Regions from separate parts of the Mus musculus genome. Here region 2 is linked to region 1. The links are chromatin loops, found by intact Hi-C in ENCODE. Cell type or tissue: left cerebral cortex. All regions are shown on one strand. Each heading gives the region's core, and the rest is flanking DNA. Links, peaks and the distances in the headings are about the cores only. Region 1 has its middle 100 kb from the start of Agbl1. Region 2 has its middle 180 kb from the start of Agbl1.

The links. Hi-C counts contacts between places; a loop is a spot of excess contacts. Peaks named below come from ENCODE experiments on the same cell type or tissue, not always from the same donor. Only the 100,000 strongest peaks of a DNase experiment are listed, where the experiment ranks them.
Region 2: a loop joins it to region 1, with 5 times the contacts of the local background. A loop is called at or near these places in 2 of 42 quality-filtered maps.

Annotation. Positions count from the first base shown.
Region 1 is chr7:76,121,644-76,134,474 of GRCm38, reverse strand. No RefSeq gene overlaps it. Among named protein-coding and RNA genes, the nearest start is that of Agbl1, 100 kb to the left of the region's middle. In left cerebral cortex, for the core only: no CTCF peak of the experiment used is centred there; a DNase peak (open chromatin) is centred at 6,677; H3K27ac peaks cover 653 bases.
Region 2 is chr7:76,041,539-76,054,369 of GRCm38, reverse strand. No RefSeq gene overlaps it. Among named protein-coding and RNA genes, the nearest start is that of Agbl1, 180 kb to the left of the region's middle. In left cerebral cortex, for the core only: no CTCF peak of the experiment used is centred there; DNase peaks (open chromatin) are centred at 4,099 and 6,409.

The sequences.
Region 1 (12,831 bases), core at 2,092-10,091:
TGCTCCATCCAATAGCTGACTGTGAGCATCCACTTCTGTGTTTGCTAGGCCCCGGCATAGTCTCACAAGAGACAGCTACATCTGGGTCCTTTCGATAAAATCTTGCTAGTGTATGCAATGGTGTCAGCGTTTGGATGCTGATTATGGGGTGGATCCCTGGATATGGCAGTCTCTACATGGACCATCCTTTCATCTCAACTCCAAACTTTGTCTCTGTAACTCCTTCCCAAGGTGTTTTGTTCCCAATTCTAAGAAGGGGCCAAGTGTCCACACTTTGGTCTCCCTGATAAGTGAGTACCTTCTTTTTTTAAAAGGCATTTTTATTAGATATTTTCTTCATTTACATTTCAAATGCTAGCCCCAAAGCCCCCTAAACCCTCCCCCTACCCTGCTCCCCAACCCACCCACTCCTGCTTCCTGGCCCTGGCATTCCCCTGTACTGGGGCATATGATCTTCGCAATACCAAGGGCTTAGCAGGAGAGAGACTGTGTGTAGATCTGGGAGTTCTATAGGCCCAGGGACATGGAGTTCTTTATAGTAACTTGTCATAGTCTTTATATTGATGGTTATTTTTTAGTATAAAAGTTACTTTTACTCTCTCTCTCTCTCTCCCTTTCTCTCTCTCCCTCTCTCTCTCTCCCTCTCCCTCTCTCTCTCTCTCTCTCTCTCTCTCTCTCTCTCTGTGTGTGTGTGGAGAGCCATGCCACGAGCAATCTCAAGCATGCCATGAGCAATCGCCATTATAAGATGGCACTGGCTTCCACTGCGCCTAACTAGTAAACAAGCCTTATGTGCAAGTGCAAGAGTGAACTCACGCCTAGTCACTGCCCATCTCGCAGTGTAGTAATGGGGTGATGGGCGAGCAACGAATCAGGAGCTGTCACACCACATCAGGTGCTGAAACGTCATGATGCGGGCTATATAAGCAGCACCATTTTCCCGGCTCGGGGTCTTCCCTCCTGATAAGTAAGCAATAAAAGCTTTGCCGCAGAAGATTCCGGTTGTCCTGAGTGTGTTCTTGCCGGCGGGGACAAAAGCTCGGGATCTCTCTCTCTCTCTCTCTCTCTCTCTCTCTCTCTCTCTCTCTCTCTCTCTCTCTCTTAACTTTCTGTCCAAGAGCATAATGGGCATATGTCAGACTCTAGGTTTTACATGATAATACCATTGATGGTGAAGAAAGCTCTAGGTGTCTAGATAGAAGGGCCCAAAATTCTCTATCTGTATTGTTGGTCTGCCCACATTTCCCCTCTGTGTGTGCCTCTGCCTGTCCCTTCTTCCCTCTCCCTCCCTCCATATCTCTCTAAACCACTTAGTCCCCCTACCTTGACAGATACATGGAAACAAAAAAGACAGGAACTGAACATATATCAGAAGTATGCAGCAGTCATCCAAATTCAGTGACAATTTGGCAAACATCTATTGAGTTGTTATGAGACCTGACTTCTGGAGACACAGAATTCTTGTCTCAAAGATATTATAAGGTAAATAAATGTAAATTTCTCATCTTTTATTAAAATTATCTTCCTTATTTAATCCTCTTTTACTTCAAACTTATTCTATGGAGGTGGGATTTTTTTTCCACCTTATGTTATGATTTTCATTTTTAGGGCTTAGTTCATCTATGCTTGTTGTTTGAATACATGTCCCCAGTGGCTACTTTACTGTGTGGCTTATCTCTAAAGTGTCATTGTTATCATCCTCAACATGACTATTGCTAGCTCATTTGCAGCAAATCTTGGTACCCTGAAGTCCTGTGATATACTTCAAGTACCTAGAACATCTTGATCCAGCAGCCTAGACTTTATTTTTGTAGGATCCTGGAAATTCAATGCCTGGAACCACTTTGATGATATTCCCTGGATTTTGGTGCATCTGGACCCCCACACTGAGTTTGGAGCTGGGTCTGACTTTTCACTTCCCCTTAATAATTTTAATGCTGGTGGGTAGAGGATTCCTAGTGCCCAAAGCCAAGGGGCTCTGCTATTTATGGAGGATGGGCCACTCCTAGCTCTTGCATTTCTTCTCAAGCCTTGGATGAATAAGAATAAAATCCCAAACTCTCTCTGTCTGAACCCCCAGTCAGTTGCTAGCAGTAAAATCTCTTTATGATACTCAGTCCACCACACTGGATGTTTATGGTACCTAAGGGCTTCACTTTCCTTTCTTTCAAATATAGGGGCTTTATTGTCTGACAGAATGTCTGTACCTTGCCGTGAACAAACTGTCACTGTGTTGCCAGAAAACCCAACCAGAAGTCATTGTAAAGAATTTTTATTATTGTCTTTTTTAAAACAGCATGGGGTCCTACAAGATTCCACAGCAACTTCCTTCACTGGCAATGCTGTGAACTTGGAAATGTCTGTTACATACCAGTGTCCACCTGATGCCTCTGAGTCAGGTAGACTTAGATGATGTTGAAGGAACCAGGAGCCTGAAACTCTTCAAAAAAATTCTTTATTCTGCTTGATGGACAGCACCCTCCACCATGGGACAGGAGCAAGAGTAAGGAAGGTCACAGATGCCTCAGGAAACACAAGGAGGACTAGACAAGAAGAATGGTGTGCAAAGACAAGGGACAGGGGACAAGGACAATGAATGACCGTGAACCCTGCCTTGTCCACACCATGACATCCACTGATTGTCAAGGCGAATGAAAGGTGAATGGAGAAGAGCAACTCACGGGAGTTCTCCATGAAGGACTGTCTTTTTCTGTATCACATTAAAACACTTTTTGTTTCTTTGATTTTTCTCTCTTTCTTTTTGATAGGGAGAGATAGAGTCTCACTCTATAGCCCCCTAGGATTCACTAGCAACCCTGGGTGACCTTAAAATCATAACAATCCTCCTGTCTTGGCCTCCTAAGCTCTTAGATTACAGAAGATTGCACTAATGCCCCTGCTCATATGGGTGCATGTGCATCCATGTGTGTATATGTATGTGCAGTTATGCATGTATGCATGTGCCCGTGCCTGTAGAGGTCAGTAATTGGTGCTGGGTTTCTTCTTCACTCACTCCCCACCTCATTCTCTAAGACAAGATCTGTCACTGAACCTGGAGCTCACTCACTCAGTGAGGCTGCTGTGAGCTCTGAGGATCAGCTGGTCTCTGCCTCCACAGAGCTACGATTACAGATGTGCACTATTGCATGTGGGTTTTACAAGGGTTCTGAGGAGCAAACCTCAGGATTTCATGCATATCTAGGAAGCACCAACTGAGCCATTCCCCCACACACACACACACACACTATTGTGGGTTTTTTTTTCTTTTTCTTTCTTTCTTTCTTTTTTTTTTTAATTTTAGAGCAGTTTTGGGTTTATAGAAAAGTTGAGCCTAAAAGTATGCATTTCCCTCCTCTGTTATTAATGTCTTGTTGGATGTGACACATTCGTTATAGCTGATGAGTGAATTTTAAGATGTTGTGATTGCCTGAGGTCTATGGTTTACATCTAGTTTCACTACTCATGACATATTTCAATGGGTTTTGACAAACTTTTATTACATTTACTCTCCATTACAATGACAGTGCCATACAGAATACTCCCACCAAAACACTCACTTCTAAAATATACATCTCTAAACACTATATTTCTATCTTTGTAGAACTATTCAAGACAATTGGAAGAAGATATATCACAGCGTGAATATAAATGTACACCATAGTCTTATTTATTCTTAATACTTGTTCCTCAGCTGGTGGCACCAAGCTGATATTTGGGAAGGTTATAGACCCTAGAGAAGATGCAGCCTAGGTAAAGGAATCCGAACATTAAAGGTTGAGTCTTGGAGTTTATAGCTCACCTCAACTTCTGTCCCAACTTTCTCTGTTTCTTGACCCAGGAAGATGAGAAAACGTTTCACTGCCCCAGCCCAAGCCAGTCCCAGATCTCCTTTCTTTCTATCACCACAAACTGTGTCCCCCATAAGCTGGGATCCAAAATAAATTCTTCCTTTCTGAAGTTGCTTCTGTCAGGTTTCTGGTCTGAGAGATGAAAATGGTAATATGAAGTATCTGCATACCCATGCTCATGCCAGCATTATTACCAGCAGTCAAAATATGAAAACAATTAAGTATCTACCAGTGTATGTTAGGATTAACGGAATGGGCTCTATGTACACATGTGATTAAATATGATATCTACACACCATGGAGGACTACTCAGCCATGCTATAACATGGACACTAGGCCAAGTGGAATAAAGCAGTCAGAAAGTATCACATATATGATGAGTTCATGTACATGAAGTACCTAGAATGGGGAGATTAATACAGACAAAAAATAGAATAGAAGTTGCAAAGGCTAGACTTTACCACTTAATGGGGATAGAGTTTTAGCTGTGGAAATGAGAAATCTCTTTGGTGGATGCTGCTGCTGATTGACTCCAACATGAATTACTTGATGCTATAGAGATATGTGCTTTAACATGGTTATCTTGGAACTAAAATAATAGTTCAATCAGTATGGAGTTTGTCACATAAACAAGAGGACCTGAATTTGATCCACCAGAGCCCAAGATGGGGGCAGAGAAGATGAGAGTGGTGGTGCATACGTGTAATCCTAACTCAGCTTTTGGGTGGTGGAAATGAACAGATTTCTGAGGCTCACTGGCCAGACAGCATAGCTCATTTTGCAAGTCCTAAGCCAATGTGATACATGTTTGAAAAATACAAGATGGATGAATCAGAGAAATTACATCTGAGGTGGTCCTTTGGCATATACACATATATACACACATGTACACATACATATGCAAACATAAAAACATGTACAAACCCACCTACAAAAAAGTTACAGTGGTAAATTTTGTGTTATGTATCTCATAGGTCTAATTTCCAAAAGGAAAATATTTTGTTTGCTTTCTTTTTAAATTTCATTTAGCTTAGATGTGATAATTATACACATGTGCTATTTCAACATACACATTGTCCGACAATCAAGTCGAGGTATGCAACATATCTGGTACCTCACTCATTTATCAGTTCCTTGTGCTGAGAAAGAAACATACTAGTTCTCATAGAGGCTACATAGGAAAACTGCCACATGGTGGAGGGGTGGGAATAAGAACAGGAGGGATGAGGTAGGGGAAGGATGGATGGAAAGAGTACTGGGGAAAACCATTGGACTCAGGGAGGGGGGCTAGGAGCATCTCTGAGATAAGCTAGAAACTTAAGACAATAGAACATCCCAGGAATCTATGAAGGTAACCCTAGCTAAAACTCTGCCATCTCCTGTAACCAGGCAAAACTTCCAATGGAGGGATTGGGACACCAAGCTAGCCAGAAAATATTAGACCAACAATTTGTCCTGCCTACAGGATATGCGGGGAGGGGGGATGGAGCAGAATTTGAGGGAAGGGCCAACCAATGACTCTTCCAGCTTGAAACCCATACCTTGAGAGTGAGCCCACCCCTGATCCTGTTGATGATATTTTGCTATACTTGAAGACAAAGGTCTAGCATAAATATCATCAGAGAGGCTTCACCGACCAACTGTTGGAAGCTGAAGAAGAGACCCACAGCCAAACGCTGAGTGGAGCTTGAGGAGTCCTATGGAAGAAGAGGAGGGAGGATTGAGGGATTCAGAGGAGTCAAGGACACCACAAGAAGACCTAAAGCATCAACTAACCTGTGCCTGTAGGGCTCGTGGAGACTGAACTGCCAGCCAGAAAGTATGAATGGAATGAACATAGGCTCTCGGCACATATGTGACAGTTGTGCAGCTGGGTCTTCCTGTGGAATTCCTAAAGCAATAATAGAGGCTGTCTCTTGACTATCTTGCCTGCCATTGAATCCTTTTCTCCTAACTGAGCTGCTTTGTCTAGCTTCAGTGGAAGAAGATGACCCTAGCCTTGCTGTGGCTTGATATGTCTTGAGTGGTTGGTGCTCATGAGAGGCCTCCCCTTTTCTAGAGAGAAAAAGAGGAGGGGTCGGAGAAGGGAGGGAGAAAGAGATACTGGAAGGAAAGAAGACAGGGGAAGCTGTGTTTGGAACATAAAGTGAATAGATAACCTAGAAAAAAGGAAGAAAAAGGATAACTGCCATGCTCAGGTTATAGACACATTTACTTATCTATAGCTTCTGGTGCCACCTGGTATGACCAACTCTGCCAGCTTGTGCACATTTCACAAAAGCAAAGTCTCAAAAGGTAGTACCACTCTACAGCATGGTATGAAACAGCAAGCACTCGCCATTCCTACAAGAGACTCCAGAGGAGAGAAGACGAGCTACTGTGACCATCACCAAGAGAGAAGCATTGCTCTCCTGGTCCATGAACCACTCCGGGTTGAGAAATCTGGTTGGAATGATGATTTTCTTCTGTAACAGCCTACAGTCCTACCCGATTTTGGCTTGAATGCACAATCAGCGATTGGCACTCTTCATTGGTGGTAGAACAAAGACAACACCATTCTCTCCCACATTTGAGTTTGGGCCTTTGACAATTGGAACCCAACTGGAGGCATTTTCATCCCGTCACACATTCCTCCCTCCACCCTCAATCATAGTCTCACTCTGTTCCTGCCAACCCATAATGACATTGCTGTCCTGTTCCTCTTGTTCTGCCTGCCTTCCCTCCCTCTCCCACTCCCCCAACACACAGGTGGAAATTAAAAGCCAGGTTTGGCAGTGCTGGAAGTCATAGACTGAAGCTAGAAATAAATTGAAATGAGCAAGCTGCAGCAACATAACAGGGCCCTGTGCCCAAGGCTTGACAAGCCACCCACACCAGTTCTGCCTGCTCCCAACAATGTGTTATGATTGCATAGCTGAGTCACCTAGCCCAAATGATAGTAATTCAGCTCAATCATGTCAAAAATCGAAATTGTGCAGCCATCTGGCCACAGGCTTACTCACCTATTAGGGACACCCATTGACTTACTTCTGGCATAAAAGGTCACAGAAGGTGGGTGGGTAAATGAGAGGCTACGGAGAGAAGGATGGCACTAAGTGCCTGTAGGCCGTGGGTTTGTCTGTTCTACCTTTTAGAAATAAACAGGGAAGCTGAAGTACTGGACGTAAGGAAGATTCAGAGTAGGTTCCCCTTCCCCTTTCTGCTTCTGTGTTCACTCTGTACTCTCTCCATTACAAAACCAACTCACTCTGAGGTGACCGCTTTTTGCCAATGCACTTGGGAAGAAAACAACAACAAAAATTAAGACAAAGGGCAATATTTAAAGGTGACAGTTTTACAGGAAATCTGCACTTTCATAAATTGCTATTTATAAGGTAAATTAATACAGTTTGGGAAGAACATGTTGGCAATAATACATCAAGACTTTTTAAATTGTTGAAATTCCTTCGCTGTCTGAATCTGTATAATTCATCTTCTAAGTCTGTGGCCTAAGAAAATAATCAGAAATAAACACAGAAATATTAATATCACAAGAATGTTTACTTCAGCCTTATTTATAATAGGAAAAAAGATAGAAATCAAAAGAATAAATGGAGAGAGAAGGGAAAGAAAATCAAACATCCTACAAAGAAATGGCTAAGTGAATTATAGCCATACATCCAACTTACTAGAAGACAGCCATTAAAAACCATACCTTCAAAAGAAGTTTAATAGCATGGGAAAATGTTTATGACTTTGCAATATATGCAAGTAGCCCATAAAACTTCATATATAATGTGAATTGTGTAATGCTGAATCATATTGAAAATTGCTTTTTTAATAGGTTGAGATGGTTGAATGTTAGATATCTCCTATGATACAAATCAAGAAAGATAAAATAGTTATTATAAACAGAAAAATACAAAAGTGTTATGATTTGTTCTGTTGATTTTTAGTTTCCTTTTGTTTGTTCATTTTTTATAACAATGCTCTCTGGCAGGCCTTTTGCACTGGGGAGTAGTTTTTTTTTTTTTTTCAATGAAAATTTCTAGAGGCCATGATAAATCAGTTCCAGAAAGCAATGTGCTAGAGCAACTGTAGACTGCTTACAGGAGCATCCTGGGATTGTCCCAATTCTCCATTATCAGGAGTAGTTGACATCACATCATATTTGGAGCTTGTTAGAAGACATGATGGTAAAGTTTACACTACAGAACTTTATAGATGCTACAAATATGAACCTATTTTTCCCAGAACACTGGCACAGAGGTCTGGGGATTTGGACAGCCCAGGACCAGTCCTGTCCAGTGCAAGAATATCTCTGAGGCCTTGCTTGGCAACAATGAGATATTAACCTTCAATCTCCTGACTCTATCCTAGAATTTCCAGGTTCTGAGCTTCTACCTACCAAGCTATCTGAGCACAAAGACCTTCTGTGATTCTTTCCTATAAGGACAATCCTTGGGGTGTATAGGTCCAGGTGGGTGCATATTTCATTGTCATTTAATATTTGCATTTAATAATAATAATTTAATAATGAATTAACAAATTAACATTTCTTTTTTTCAAATTAACATTTCTAAATATGTTGTGCCTAAGACAAACCCAAGTTCCGCGTGCTGTTGAGTCAGTGTTGAGAAACTATGATGCCAAGAGAGAATCATGGCTGTGTAGATTCCTCTCTGAAAGGAGCTCCTGTGTCAACTGTCAGCCTCTGACTTCATACTCACAATTTTATGCTCCTTCCTGGCATTTTCACTTTACTTATTAATATTGATAACAGCATCTGCTCGGGGCTTGGTATATGTTATATCATCCAGTCCTCCCAAGAACCTCTTATGCCACATTACACATTATCATGTTCTTAGCACTTGATATCTTTGAACACCTTTCCTTTCTTCAGAGCCATCTCTCCTTTCTAAGGGGGAGAACATGAGTTTCCTCACTCATTCTTGACCAATTAGACACTGTTTCAGTTAGAGTTTCCATTGCTGTGAAAAGACACATGACCAAGGCAGCTCTTACAAAGGCAAACATTAAATTGGTACATGCATACAGTTTCAGAGGTTTAGTCCATTATCATCATGGCAGGAAGCATGGCAGCATGCAGGCAGACATGGTGCTGGAGAAACCAAGATTTCTACATCTCATCCAAAGGCATCCAGAAGGAGAGTGTCTTCGACAGGCAGTCAGGAGGAGGGTCCCTTGCACATTGGGCAAAGCTTAGGCAAAGGACCTCAAAGCCAACCCCCACAGTGATGAACTTCTCCCAACAAGGTCACACCTACTTCAACAAGGCCATACCTCCTCATAGTGCTACTTCCCATCAGCCGCCACAGATATATTTTTTAAAATCTTTTATAGCAATCTAGTGACCCAAAACATTAAGCTTCTTATGAAACCACCGTGAAGTATCATCTGGAACATTCACATCCAACCCATAACTTTTTTAGCAGAACAAGCTGCACTATCAGAGTCCTATAGAGTAATACAGACCTCACAGTAGCCTGCCAGCCTGAAAACTTGGCCTCATAGCCCACCTACAAAGTTGGGTACAGTCAGATTCTGAAGTGGAAGTTTCTGGTTAAGTCATGTGATGCAGACTCATGTGGTCTTTTGCTGAGGTAAGACCCATGGGAGGACATGTGATGTTTGGAGAGAGTTTTAGTAGGACACAATGGACAGTGTCTGGTGCTTGCATAGCTTGCCTTGCAGTGCTTCATTGGTCTTGTGTCTTCAGTGAACTTCACTTCATTGAGCAAGGCACAGTAGAGAACTTCTCCTAGCATCCTGGTTGATTCTGTTCACTCCAGCTCCATGCTGGCCCACTGCTGATTTGTGTTTGGGAACACTTTTAAACTGAAGTATTGGTATCCTGACAAATGGAGACTGGAATTGCCCAAAAGAACTACTTTAAACAGGTCCACATCCCCTTATCCTATTTCCCATCCTTTTTGCCCTGTCTTTGCACAGTGGGTTAGAAGTAGAATAGAGACACTTGAGAACTCTTATTAAAAATAGGTTTTTTTAAAACCTAAGCCTACAAGATACCTATCTCAAACTGTAAAATTAACCTCCAGAATAAATTTCTGTCAGTCTCAAGAATTTCAAAACCTCTTTAGACTTGTAGGTAAAATTTTTGCCACATATAGCATACTATCAAAATCCTTTTTTGAAGATTCAGATATGCTAGGTTATTTGTCCAGGCTCACATAATTTTTTCCTGGACCCCAGAACTTTCATTTTAAGATGCTGCTGTAGTTTACCACACCACACCTCCATCCCTCCTACATCATGAATATTACCCACACTACCACCTCCATCATGAATACTATCTATACCAACACCACCTCCCCCATCCCTCCTCCATCTCGAACATTATCCATACCACTACTTCCAACCCGCCTCCATTGTGAATATTATAGGAAGCTACTCTTGAGCTTCAGATAAGTTGAGCTCCTTTCTCAAGGGAATATACATGGTTATTTGTTAGTGAACCAGGACTTAATCTCTGGGCAATTCTCATACAGACTCTACCCTCTGCTTCTAGACATCCTGAGTCTTGACTCAGCAAACACATCCCCAGCACTCCCTGGACCTGGTCCTCCCCTTTTCTATGTGGGTGATGGTCTTGGCCCTCATTACCTCCTGCCCCTGTCTTTTCCCTGACCTAAAATGGACTTCCCACTCTTCCCATTTTGCATCCAAACTCTACTCCCATTTCTAGAGCCACAAATTAAGCACCATCTGCTCCCTGGGGACTTTTTCTCAACTGCATCAACTGACATGACCAAGCAATTTCTCTGAACTTCCATGAATTCATATCCTTTCTGAACTATTAATTTAAGAATATCACTCTGAGCTGCCTGACACTGTTACTAATCCTGTTGCATTTTCACAATGACAATGACAACCCTTAGAAGACATATGCCCCCCTCTCACATTTATCATGAAGCTAAGTGCTACACATACAGCAGGCACTCCAGACACATTTCTAGGCAGACATATGAATATGAGAGCAGTCAGCTTGTCCTAATTTACAGTATGAACCATGTGACATGTTATCCTAATACTGCTTGTTTGGTTCTGTTTTACTTCTCCAGACATGTAGATGTTTAAGAGGAAACTCATTAATACTGTTATCCCTTTGTCAAGTTGTCAATTCCATGGGAACCCAGCTTCCATGTACAGGTTAAATAATATAAATTGTTCTCCCAGATTGGAAGGTTCTAGAATCCCCAAAGTGTCTAGGAAAGAGTGAATCTCAGATCCAGCTCTACAGCCTTTCCATACATTTCCCCCTGCTCATTAAGAGCAGTAGTGTGCAGTCCTGCTGTGCCCGGCATCTGTTTCTTTGACTCCCCAAATTGCACTGCAAAGTCATCTGGCTTTGGCTCTAACATCCAACCCTCTCTGATTCTCCCATTTTCTCAACTGTCATATCTTCACCATGCTCATCTCTCTTATATATACACTTATGCCAGGGTATTCCCTGTGTGATGGGATCAGGAGATGGGCCTTGAGGAATTGATTAGGTCATGAAGATGAAGCCCTGGTGGTAGATTAATGTTCTTCTATTAAAAGACACCAGAGAAGGAGTGTGTGTGTGTATGTGTGTGTGTGTGTGTATGTGTGTGTGTGTGTGTCCCTCCCTCCCCTGTAAGAGCACAATGATGAGAAGACAGAAGACTAGAGAGCCTTCAGTAGAGCAGCCATGATCCTGAATCCCCAACCTACAGGACAATTAGTAATAAGTTTATCTTATTTAAGCCTGTGACAGTCTGTTACAACTGCCTAAACTAACTAAGGCATACTCATTCATACCTTTCAAAATGTTGTCCTGTGCCTCATATGCCCAACTCCTGTGCATAATACTCTCTCCCTACTAGGTACTTCCCACCTTGGCCTTGCCTATGATATTCTTGTAGCCAATAGGATATAATCAGCCTCTTGAAGAGAAGGCCTCTTCCTGCCCCACCCCCCATTACCCTTTCCTCTTCCTCTTCTGGCATAAAAGAGACCTGAAAGTAAAGCAGACCTTTAAAATATCATGAGGAAAAAAAAAATGCTGGGTGTGGTGGTGCACGCCTTTAATCCCAGCACTTGGGAGGCAGAGGCAGGCAGATTTCTGAGTTCGAGGCCAGCCTTGTCTACAAAGTGAGTTCCAGGATAGCCAAGGATACACAGAGAAACCCTGTTTCAAAAAAAAATTTTTTTAAATCATGAGGAAACAAATACAGCAATAAGGGTGATAATATAGGCATTATAGAAGGAGCCTAGATTCCTGTAAGCTACTGTGGTTATGCAAGATGTCCTACCCAAGAATTCTCATGGTAGGAGAGAGTGTAGCCTGTTCATTATAGGCTAGTCATGGCATTGGCTGAAATTTGAAATATTCACATCCTTGTTCTATAAAAATCATCCCAAATAAGACATCCACAAAACAGTGCTCATCTTATCTCCCCTTAAGACATCATCACACAGTGCTATGGTGTATGGTGATTTACACACCTATCACATCTCATTTTTCCACAGCTTCAAGTTTTCTAGGGACAGAGTCCATCTGTATTAGATTTCAGGACCTCCTCCCCTACTGAGCCAAGCATGCTAACAAAGCAAGAACACTGTACCTGTCTGCTGATCTGAAGGGAAATGTGTCCTTTCTTTCTGGCTCAATCTTTTAGCCAGTATCTCCTAATTAGATAGAGGAACCTGCCAGCTCTCTCATCTCTGTGTACGGAAGAAAGCCATATCTTCCAGGCAATCATCATCACATCATGTATATCTTTCCCTGCTGCAAATCTGTTATTTACATATTAAAGTGGTTATTAGGGAAGAGAATTCACTGATGCAAATTTGACATTCAGATGTCAACCACTCCATAAATAAGGTCAACTGTGATGAGGACACATGTTAGTCTCCAATTAGAATCTCTTAATGTCTAAATAATGCTAATGTGAGGCATCTGCCACCCCATCTAGACTCATAAACAAAGATGCTGATG
Region 2 (12,831 bases), core at 2,703-10,702, 81 kb after region 1:
CTAAGAAAGAGAGAGAATGAATGAACAGATGGACATGGGGCTGTGTGGGTCTGGAGGTAGGAAGAATCTGGGAGGAGTTGGAGGAGGGGAAACCAGTGTCAAAATGGACTGTATAAAACTACGTAAAACATATTATTTTCATTAAATACATATTTTTTAAAATAATAAAATTTTTGAGAATCATCTACATAGTGTCACTATTCCATTTTCTATATCTTAAAAATAAAGTCTTTATTTTAAGCATAGTCAAAAATCTCACTCTTAAAATTAACAGCTGGCAGCAAAGCTGTTGAGCAGAATGTAGAGTTGAAACAGAATCCACAACTTGCAACATGTACCCTGGCTCGAAAGCAGATACTCTGTGCTAGGATAAGCCACAGCTCACCACAGACTCGCCAAAGAGAGGGGACACAATCTTTTTGTACTAGTTCAGTCAAGCCCTTAAGGCTCCAGCTAAATTAGTCGTATAGACAAATCAATACAGAGACCATTGACCACTTCAGCTCTCCCAAGACAACCTTAAAATTCACTCGTCCTTTAACTATTTTTAGACACCCCCATGGCTTCCCATGGCTCCCTCTTGCATGATGCAAATAATAAACCTAACATCCTGTTGTTGTTTTAGTACTGATGGGTGTAGAAATTGACAATCATTAGTTGAAGCTTCCTTTTCCCTCCCTGAACCACTGAAATAGCCTCCTGAATATCCACACTGTTCTGCCTACCACTGTAGCCCGAGAAACAATCCCAACACTTAGTAGCCTAGGACAGCTGTTCTAACTAGCCGATGGTTCTGATAGGCAGAAATTTAGAAGGATACCAGAGTCTGACCCTGAAAGTCTGACGGTGTCTTGGTCCAGAAGCTAAAATCATCTAGATGTTTATGAAATTGTAGGTATGCACCTGGGCTGAATTGAAGATGTATGCTACTAATGGCATGGGACCTCTATGCCATTTGGATTCCTCACAGCATGTCAACTAATTGCAGAGGGAAGGTCAGACTTCTTTCATGGCATCCCAAGTTCTAAACATAATCCCACCTAACAAGATGAAAATTGATGTCACCTTTTATGGCCTGTTCTTGGAAGAAGTCACATGGTGCCAAATCCTCTTTGTTCTATTGATTAAGAGCAAACAAAGCCTGCCTGAGTTCAAAGATCAAATGGGTTCTATCTCATTTAGTTTTTTTCAGTTTTTATTTGTAATTCATCTTTTACACTCCATATTCCATTCCCCACCCCTCCCCTCCCACCCTCCAACTGCTCCACATCCCACACCTCCTCCCCACCACACCCGGTCTCCACATAGATGCTCCCACCCTCCACCCCACTTGGCCTCTAAACTCCCTGGGGCCTCTAGTCTCTTGAGGGTTAGTTGCACCGTTTCTGAATGAACATAGACCTGGAAGTCCTCTACTGTATGTGTTTTGGGGGCCTCATATCAGCTGGTGTATGCTGTCTGTTTGGTGGTCCACTATTTGAAAGATCTCAGGGGTCCACATTAATTAAGACTGCTGGTCCTCCTATAGGATCGCCCTTCTCCTCAATTTCTTTCAGCCTTCCCTAATTCAACAACAGGGGTCAGCTGCTTCTGTCCATTGGTTGGGTGCAAATATCCGCATCTGACTCTTATAGCTGCTTGTTGGGTCTTTTGGAGGGCAATCACAATAGATCCATTTTTGTGAGCTCTCCATAGCCTTCGTAATAGTGTCAGGCCTTGGGAGCTCCCCTTGTCCTAGATCCCACTTTAGGCCTGTCACTGGACCTTCTTTTCCTCAGACTCCTCTCCATTTCCATCCCTGTAATTCTTTCAGACAAAAACAATTATAGGTCAGAGGTGTGACCCCCATCCTCACTTGATGTCCTGTCTTTCTGCTGGAGGTGGGCTCTATAAGTTCCCTCTCCCTACTGTTGGGAATTTCATCAAAAGTCCCTCCCTGTGAGTCCTTGAAGTCTCTCACTTCCCAGGTCTCTGGTGCACTCTGGGGGGTTCCCCCAACTTCCTATTTCCTGAGGTTGCCTGTTTAAGTTCTTTCTGCAGGCCCTCAAGGCTTCAGTCCTTTTCCCTCACCCAATACCAGATCTAGTTTCCCCCTCCCCACCCACTTTCCCTCCTAATCCCCTCCCTTCTTCCCCACTTATGATTGCTTTCTTCTCTCTCCCAAGTGGGACTGAGGCATCCTCACTTGGGCACTTCAGCTTGTTGAGCCTTTTGAATTCTGTGGACTGTATTTTATGTATTCTGTATGGTTTTGTGGGGGGGCTTTTTCTGGCTAATATCCACCATGCATGTTCTTTTGTGTCTGAGTTACCTCACTCAGGATGATATTTTCTAGTTCCATCCTTTTGCTTGCAAAAAGTCAGGATGTCCTTGTTCTTAATAGCTGAGTAGTATTCCATTGTGTAAATGAACCACGTTTTCTGTATCCATTCTTCTGTCGTGGGACATCTAGGTTGTTTCCAGTTTCTGGCTATCACAAATAAGACCGCTATGAATATAGTAGAACATGTGCCCCTGTGGCATGGTAGACCATCCTTTGGGTATATTCCCAAGAGTGGTATAGCTGGGTCTTCAGCTAGATCTATTTCCAGTTTTCTGAGGAACCTCCAGATTGATTTCCAGAGTGGTTGTACCATTTTGCAATCCCACTAGCAATGGAGGAGTGTTCCTCTTTCTCCACATCCTTTGCAACATGTTTTGTCGCCTGAGGTTTTGATCTTAGCCATTCTGACTGGTGTAAAGGTGGAATCCTGAAATGTTCAAGAAGATGAGTATAGAAGATTTGCTTTGTTGCAGCATTTAGGAAACTGTCCTCCTCTCTGTGCTTGTTATTTCTTTTCTTTTTCTTCATTCATTCATTCACCTTTATTTCATTTCCTACAACTGTTACTAAACACCCTGACAAAGAACATAGGGGAAGATGGGTTGATTTTTCCAGGATACAGTCCATCACAGCATGATATTCACAGGGGCAGGAACCTGAAGGCATAGGTCATATCACATCCGAAGTCAGGAACAGGGACCTATGAATGCAAACCATTGTTCCATTTGGCCTTTCCTTTTCCTCCAGCCCAGGACTCATCCAAGGAAATTACATCACTCAAATTCAGGATGTGTCTTCCCATTTAACCCAAGGGAGAAAAATCCCTTACAAGCATGTCCACAGCCAACCTAATCTAGACAACTTCTCACTGAGATTCCCTTCCCAGGTGAGCCTAGATTATATCTAGTTTTTAAAAACAAAATAATTAACTACCATATTCTGTATAGACCACCTTGTGTTCTGTAGGCATTATATTGTCTAAAATAACCAAATAATATGACTCTCCTTTGTAGAAGTCTTCCGGGGCTCCTCATTATATCTGGGGGCACTTCACTATAGCCTAGAAGACTTTCAATATGCTGGTTCACTCCTGTGTACCTGCTATGGTCTTCATCCCTTTGCCCCTCCATCTGGAATGTTTCTTCCCAGATCTTCAGAAATCCATCTCCTTCTTGTCCTCCAAGGTATCACTTAAGTGAAACCTGCTTGAAGGTAACCTCCCTGAGTTACAATCACCTGATAAAAAAGTCCCAGAACCCAGAATTAAGCTAAATGATCATATAACAGATTGAGCAATATGAACAGAGGCACTCTTGCTTCCAAAACTCGGAATTTTTTGAGACACATTAGTTTAGCTAGATGTTCACTAGACACTATTCTAAATCATGAATGCATAAGGGATATCTCTGTGAAAACTCCAAGAAAACCAAGCTGCAGAACCTCCATTGTCACATGGCCAGCACAGGCTCTACTATGGTGATTGAATACTAGGTCTCCAGAAGGATGTCACATGCACTGACCCTCAACTCATGCAACTCAAGAACTCTTTCTGTTCTATATCATCTCCCTCCCCACTTTGCAGAACGCTTCTCCAAACATTATGTTCTATCTCTGTCCCTGGCCCATGCCCCCCTAATGAGTTACAAGAAAAACCTATGGGAGGGCTTGCTGTCCTAGGAATGAGTTGATTGGATGAAATTGAGGTCACACTTTTCACTAACACTCTGGATTGGCTGTCAGTACTGCTCCATTCATTGTAACTGAGTCTTGCAAATATTCAAGCCTCTCATTTAGATGTATGAATTATATTCTTTAGAGCAGTGAGTCATTAAGGCCAAGCACTGCTGAGGATTGCATTTCGTTATTGGGCCAAGAAACTCCAAGGCTGGCTCTAGGCCTGTTCCCATATAGTAGAAGTGTGTCTCCAGCTTCCCAGAAGCAGTCTGGCTGGCACTGGGTTGGGGGAATGGGTTCACTAAAGGGCTACAACCTGCAGCACTCAAAGGAGGTGATTCATCTCTGATGTCCCAAGCACTCAGTTCCCATAACAGATCTCTAAAACTAACAGGAAGGAAGTAGGTTAAAGGGTTGCATTTTTAGTAACTGCCTGTCTCTGATAATGCATGTTAAAAATTATTTGGGGCTCGATTTTTATCAGAAAGCAAAAAAAAAATATATATATATATGACCTAACTAAAATCGGTCATCTTTCTCATGTACCCACCCTATAACCACAAAAGAAATGTAAGTTTGATTTTTAACAAAACAATCCTCAGTCTTAAAGAAAAGATGAGCACACCTTCATAGTCACAATGGCAGCTCCTTGCTATGACACTATAATGGCACTGAGCTCCGTGGATATCTTAGCTCCAGGGACTGTCCTAAGTGTGTCACAGTTCTTCTCTAGACATCCCATGAGTCAAGTTTATATTGTCTTTGTTATACAGAAGAGGAAACTGGGGCACCATACTGACATACTTAATTACCTCATAACTAATAAATAGAAGAACACAGATCTGGAATCTGGTCACTAGACTCTGAACTGTGACTCATCTAAAAAGCTCAGCGCTGATAGGCAGTCTCTCCTGCCTGATGAGCCTGGGGACACAGGCTCAGAGACAACCTTTTACCCTTTTCTGTACATATAAACTACCTGCAGGTCCTTATCAAACTGCAGGTTCTGCCTCATCCTGGAGTCAGGTAGAAGCTGAGATTCAAACACCTAACCAGTTACCAGAGGATGCAGGATGCATGATCCTTCACCATATTTTGTAGCTTTAAACAATAGTTATCAACTGTTGTTGCATTCTTGTCATGCTGGGAAGGTATTAAGAACTCGGGATACCCACATCTCACCACTGAAATATGTACTACTGATAGATTCAGGAATAAAGGAAACCATTGTTTTCTGTTACCTCACTAATGACTCTACCAGGTTCCAGTGGATAGTTCCAGTCCAGTATGGATCGCAAAACAAAACAAAAAGTCATGAATCTGGGAAAGGGACTTGTAGATAAGAGCTGATGTAAGTCATGAATCTGGGAAAGGGACTTGTAGATAAGAGCTGATGTAAGAATGGAAGGGGGCAAGAGAGGGTGTGGGAGAAAGTAGCCAGAATATATTGCATGCATAAATGAAACTGTCAAAGAACAAAATCAATCTAGAAAAGAAATCCCCAACTTAATAAACCAAGCTAGGTAAGGGAGAGTTCAGTTACGGTTTTATTGCTGCTAAAGGAACAACATGACCAAGGCTACTTTTATAAAGGAAAACAGTTCATTGAGGCTGGCTTATAGTTTCAGATCTTCAGTCCATTATTATCATGTTAAGAAGCATGGCAGCATGCAGATAGACTTCATGCTGGAGGAGGTAAGAGTTCACCATCTTGATCAAAATGCAGCCAGAAGGAGACTGCCTTCTGCAAGCAACTGGGAGGAAACTTGATTCCACACTGGAAAGAGCCTGAGCATAGGAGACCTGGAAGCCCACTTACACAATGATGCACTTTCTCCAAGGTCACACCTCCTACTAGTGCCACTTCTTGTGGCCAAACATTGAAACACATGAATCTATGAGGTCCAAACCTCTTCAAACCAACACAGGCCAGTATCGGTATTTTGAGTGTTTCCAGTTTCCAGTTTCCAGTTTCAAGCTGCAAATGCAACTCTAAGAGTCTTGAGCTTTCCAGGGAACTAGTGTGAGGGGGAAATCAGGTCTTAGCTCACCAATGAAATGTGGGAAGCTTCAAAACAATAGAAATTTCCAAACAAATCATTATCCATAATAGGTCATATCAGCCTTTCAATTTGTACTGGTCCAGCTTCCTTTCAAGGTAGACATCAGTGCAATACCAGAAGTGAACTGCTCAGAACTGTCTCCCCATTTCCCTCATCACCCCCCTATATACACATACAGACACTCTTTAACATTTCACCTATCTGGATCACACCATGTTTGACATTGAACTTGGAGAAGGCCATTCCCACCTGGTATGCCACCCTCCCACTAAGGCTCAGAAGGGAGCACCTCAATGCTTTCCCTGACGCCCACATCACTCACTGGATGGAAAGTGTGAACATAAACACCCTGGTGTGGTTGAAGCATTGAGAGCTGCACCAGCTGTCTGTTTCTTATGACTCAAACCAAAACATTCACAACTGACAAATGGGAGAAAAATAAGAAGGAAGTGTGTCAGGGTTGAAAAAAAAAAAAAAACTAGGGCAAAGAACAGATGCCAAAACTGCCATAAGATATGGGTCGCATTTCTCAAAAGTCTACTCCTTTCACACGCATCTGCCCCCCATACTGCAGTCCCTCTCTTTGTGACAGCCTCCCCTTGCTTTTTGCTCTTCTTGCTCCCTCCCCTGGTTTTCCTCAGCCCTCTCTTTTCCTTTGGGAAGGGAAGGAAAATTAATTAAAAAGATCTTTTGGAATAGATATTCCTCTCTGTAAAGGCCTGGAGGTCGGTGCAGAGCAAGACATAAATAAGCTGGCTCGTGGAGGAGAAAAACACAACAGGCAACAGCCTGATCAATTAGGGCGAACTAGAGGACTCTTGTTTAGAAGTACCCAAGCAATAGATCTCATCAACAGAAACGATGCTACGAGAGGGGTGGGGGTCGAAAAGGAGGCCAACAGATGCATCCTACTGCATTCAGAGAATTAGTTCTCCCAGCAAATTGAACCATCTGAATGATGAGCACAGTTGAGTTTCTCTGGAAGATCATATGCACCAAGCTCTGCAGCAGTGTCCCCATACTCCTGAAGGCATGGCCTCCCACTTGACTATGTGGCATGACTTATGGTCCTGAGAGTCTCTAAGCTATAGGGGTGTCCTACTTTTCTGGGAACATCCCTGGTTTTAGCCCTATAGGCCTAGATGATCACTCTGGTCCTTCCATCAGTTGGACACAGGTCTTAGGGAGCTTTAAGAGGCCTCTCTTCCCAAGGCTAGACTCCTCATCCTCCTTCCCAAGGACAGACCCTCAGATAGGCAAGTGAGCTGCCTAACAATTCAACAGTGCTACATCTTGTCTGAGGATTATGGGGCAGTTACCCATATCTAAAATAGCTTTGAGCAGTAATTGTCAAGAATGAATGCCAGAAAGACAAGCAGTCTATCTCTTTCCATTTCTAACATCTACCGAAAGGCCAAATGTTCTGTTAGGCTTTAGCAAGGTCTAAGAGCAACAAAGGAAAACACCAATGAGGGACAGGCCCGGGCTCCCTCAGGAAAAAAAGCAGGCAGAAAGTAAGCACATGGGAAACCCTATTCATATTTCTTCCTATCCTCTGGCTCTTGTCTTTGAACGTCACCCAATTTCCTGAACCCTGGCTTTAGGTCCCTGTAGATATTTAGCCTCCACATTCATGTGGGCTCTCATCTGGCCAAGACTTAGATCCATCAGACACACCTGTGAGAGTGACCTCACCTCTTAGAGACTAGGAAAATCTTGGATTATGCTCATTTATAAATAAGAGGGGGAGGAGAATGCCTATGGAAAAAATTTAACAGTTAGGCATTAAGTTTGCAAGAAGTTAATGATTAAAACTTATGTGTATATGCCAGCAAGATTTTGATGAAGGGACCCTGGTATAGCTGTCTTGTATGAAGCTATGCCAATACCTGGCAAATACAGAAGTGTATGCTCACAGTCATCTATAAGATGGAACACAGGGCCCCCAATGGAGAAGATAGAGAAAGTACCCAAGGAGCTGAAGGGGTCTGCAACCCTATAGGTGGAACAACAATATGAACTAACCAGTACCCCCAGAGCTCGTGTCTCTAGTTGCATATGTAGCAGAAGATGAACTAGTCGGCCATCACTGGGAAGAGAAGCCCCATGGTCTTGCAAACTTTATATGCCCCAGTACAGGAGAATGCCAGGACCAAGATGCGGGAGTGGGTGGGTAGGGGAGCAGGGCAGGGGGAGAGTATAGGGAACTTTCGGGATAGCATTTGAAATTTGAAATGTATATAAAGAAAATATCTAATAAAATAATTAAACTAAAAAAAAAAAAACTCATGTGTACAGCCACCATTGGAAAATTTCCAGTGTAAAACCTTCTGTTATAATAATCAGGGTCAAATAAGCCTACAGGGTTCACTTTGGGTTCACTATTCGTAAGTTGACACTACTAACTCAATATCATCCTGTTCTCTGGTGCTCTCTCTCTCTCTCTCTCTCTCTCTCTCTCTCTCTCTCTCTTTCTGGTTCTCTCTCTGTATGTGGGTGGGTGGGTAAGGAAAAGAGAGGGAGTGGCTTTGTTGCCACTTCCCTTGGTCCTCTCCTGGCTGAGAGAGGACAGCATGAGGTCCAGCATACTGAGCACTGAACATCCAGAGCAGAGACTGACCTGAGGACCTCAGAGTCCTTTAGATTTTACATAAACATTCTCAATTCCTTCCTCCAATCTCCTTCTATCTCTCACTATAACAGGACAAGGCTATGGGTCACTCCTCCCATCAGCTCAGCGTCAGCCTGTGGGCTGGTTCTGGCTAGGGGAGCATCTGCTGCTTGCCCACAGAATAACTGCTTTGTCGTTCTTTGCTCAGTGAAGCTTTCAAGCACTCTTAGGATAAAACAGGAAAACAAACTTTTGTGATGGGGCTCAGCTTGCCCTAAAACTATGTTTACTTAGACTTCAAATAGGACTTGTAACATCCAAAAACTCAACAGAGAAGGCATCTCCAGACTGCCATATGGGTCCTAGGGAGAAATGTGAGCCCTCCAAATAGAAAACATGGAAGGGGTCTGAGGGAGAATGACTCTCCAGTGAGAAGATGGAAGATCCACACACTTTTTGTAGTTGTTTGAATTTGGTTATTGTTGATGTTGTTGCTGCTGCTGCTGCTGTTGTTGTTGTTGTTGTTAAACTGTCCTACAGTAAATATTTTGATCATATTTCCCCTCTCCAATTTCTTCCAGATAATTCCCACCTCCTATTCACCCAAATTCTCTCTCTCTCTCTGTCTCTCTCTCTCTCTCTCTCTCTCTCTCTCTCTCTCTCTCTCTCTCTCTCTCTCTCTCTCTCTCTTCCCCTTCCTCCCCTTTTTTCTTTTTCCTCCCTCCTTTCTCTTTCTCCCTGTTCCTTCTCTTTCTCTCTCTGTCTCAACAAAAACAAAAAGAAAACTTTTCGACCTCCAAATTCACAGAGATCCACCTGCCTTCTCACCTTCAATGCTGAGATTAAAGGCATGTGTGACATGCCCACCTCAAGAATATGCTCTTTTATAAAATAATTATAACCTTATTCAAGAGCAGCATTCTGTGGGTAAAGAAAACAACTTTTACAGATGATATTTTAATCCAGTTTTGTTTGGTTGGTTAGTTGGTTGGTTAGTTAGTTAGTTAGTATTTAGTTAGTGTTTAGTTGGTGGGTGGTTGGTTGGTTGGTTGGTTGGTTTTTACAAGTGTACATCTCCCACATACTGTCCAATCTCTTTTCATTCTAAAGAGCAAATCAAAAACACTGAAAGCAAGATCAACTCTTAAATAACTTTTTCTAGATTATATCAATACCTTGCTGTATCCTGAGCTCTGGAAGAAATAAGAATATCTAAAGTTAAGCTCTAGTTTAAGATCTCTTCAGAATTCCAATCTCCTCCTTGCATCCAATTCTCTCTAAGAAACTTCTGGATTTCTGCAGGACCAGAGAGCATTGGGTACTTGAACCTCCAGATCTTTAGGACAAGACAGCTACATCAGTCTGGCTTCTGGCCTCTAAAGGACCAAAGCACCAGTGCTTGGGTTCCAGATTTCGGCAGGGATTCAGGTTTCCAGAACAGAGAGCCCTAGGCAAGCAGGTGGCAAACCTGGACCAGAAAGAATGAGGGCTCAGCACCCCTCCCCATTTCTACTGCACCAGTGAGCACTAGATAACTAGGATTCCAGCCTATATGCCTACTGGAACAAAGAGCACCTTATATCCAGAATGCCAGTCCATTGGCCTCAGCAGTCAGTTTAAGGCCAATGCTCTGGCTCTAGTGTGTCCAGGGTCACTGAGAAATTGTAGATCTGATTCTAGTTATTGTTGCGCGCGCTCAACTGGCCAGGAAGAACGACGCTGCTACAGGATCCTTCTGCACACGTTTATTCAGTCCTGTTTCTTCTTTCTCTATATTTCCCTTGTTTATATCTCCCTTGTTTATATCTCTCCCTTGTTTATATCTCCCTTGTTTATATCTCCCCCAAACCCTGGGCCTCTCACTCCTTTTATACTCTCTCTCATCCACGCACTGCAGGCCACGCCCCCTCGCCAGTCACGAGGCTTCAGCTAATCAGGGCAGCAGGGGCAAATCTCCACCAAATTGGATTCACCTGTATCCTGGTACACCTGCGCAGCACTCAAGATGTTTGTGTCTTATATGAGGAAGTCAGGTGCAAGTCATATGACTTAGCTGCAGTCCCTGGCGCCTTTGGGACTGCCGCCACACCTGCTCCCCACAATTCCCCCTTTTTTCTTTTTTGGCAGAGAGAATGTCTGTAGATAGCCCCCCGCAGCCATGCCCCTTACCCGTCCTTGGGTGACAAACAGCATTGGTTTGATCCCTGTCTTAGGTTGGTGACATGCCCAGGGAGTCTTATCACTGACTACCTCTCAATCATGCCAAGCCACTCCTGGGGAGATTGTGTTTTGCTTGCGGCAGGTGCATCAAAAGGCCAGGATGTTAATTAACCTATGGCCAGATCTTAATTGCTGCAAGCAAGCCTCATGGGTGAAGGTAGAGGTCTGATCCCCAGTGTGCAAGCATAGGGGCCCTACACAAAACCATCCCTTAGGCTCATCACCCAGAGAGGTCTTGGCCAGCTCCCGTGTCGTTTTTCCTAGGGGAAGGGAACTAGGACACTGAACCTTCATGCAATCAGACATGCCTTCCACAGGATGCCAACAGCAAGCTATCCTCTGTGCAGTGCTTAGCCTCGCACCCCACGGCATAACGCAGCATAATTTCTTTTAGAGCGGCAAACCGAATCTGAGGAGATTGTCCCGCCTCCACTGCAGCAAAAGCCTACGCTACCATGGCGAAAGTGCAGGCCGCACACTCTGCACCTAACACATGTGCCAAACACAAAACACACACACACTATAACAAGCATACATCCCAGGGCTCTCATCCCCACTCATCTTCCCTGAAGCAAGGGATAGATAGCCAGAGGGGCTATCTCTTTAAGGGGAATTCAGGGATCAAAAAGGCATGGAAAAATTTGAACGTCATGTCGAGCTGGTATCGGCTTCTGGAACACCGAAAGGATCTCCCATCTCGGCTCCATCCTTTGTGCTTGTGGGATCATCCACCACATCCACAGGGGCAACTGGATCAGGACGCTCATTCTTGCAGCGTCTCACCAATCTCTCCAGCACCCAAAGAGGTTCTGTCTGGTCCTGTGGAAACACACAAACAGACCCTCTCGCCCACGTCAACACCTGATCCTGTCGATCCTCTCCAAATCTCCGGACAGAAGGTCCACCTACAGGTGGCTGCTGAGGAGGCATAGGGAGAGGACGCAGAAGCTAATTCGCCTTCCTCCTCCGCCTCAGCTCTTTTATTTTGTCCTTTCTGTCCACCTGATAACACTGTGTCTCCTTTCTTTTTCCTTTTTCTTTTTAAGCCCTTCTCTTTTTCCGACATACTTTCTTGTTGCTCTATAAGGATTTTCTGACCTGTCTTGACTGCCTCTACACACAGTTTCAAACAGTAACAGAGTCCATATATCAGAACAAACAAGACCAAAACTATCAGACCTACCCACAAAGGGTCAACGGGAGAAAAAAACATAACTACACAGCGAGGATCTATTGATCACTACGCTGAGGTTATCATAGTTCCTTAACTTGTCCCCAAACCAGGAACCTTAACTTGTCCCAAAGCCAGGAACCTTAACTTGTCCCAAACCGGGAACCTTAACTTGTCCCAAAGCCGGGAACCTATCGTTACTTTGTGCCTGCTTCCTGGCAACTTTATATTCCCCTCTATTTTATCCGAGGTCCTTCCCAAACTCCTGGGTTACTTTGTGCCTACTTCCTGGCAACTTTATGCTCACCTCTATTTTATCCGAGGTCCTTCCCAAACTCCTGGGGTCGCAAGTTTCACTCACCGTGAACTTACCCTGCCGGCAACCACTGACTGCTGAAAGTTCTGAACTCGGTGGGGGAGTCGGTTCCCCGTACGGGCCACCAATTGTCGCATCTGCTCTCGACCAGCAAGAACGATGCGACCACCAGTCCTTCTAACAGCAGTTTATTCAGTCTTCATCTTTCTTCTTTCTCTTCATCAGTACCGTTCCCCAGCTGAAGAGTTCTGAATCCACGCCGGATCCTTCTCAACAGTCTGTTTTACGGGAACCTTTATTAACCACTCCTTCCCCGTGATGCAGTTCTGAATCCTCCCTGTAGCAGGGGGTCTTCACTCTTGCCTGAAGATGTTTCTTTTCCCGGGTTTCAGCACCACTTGTTGCGCGCGCTCAACTGGCCAGGAAGAACGACGCTGCTACAGGATCCTTCTG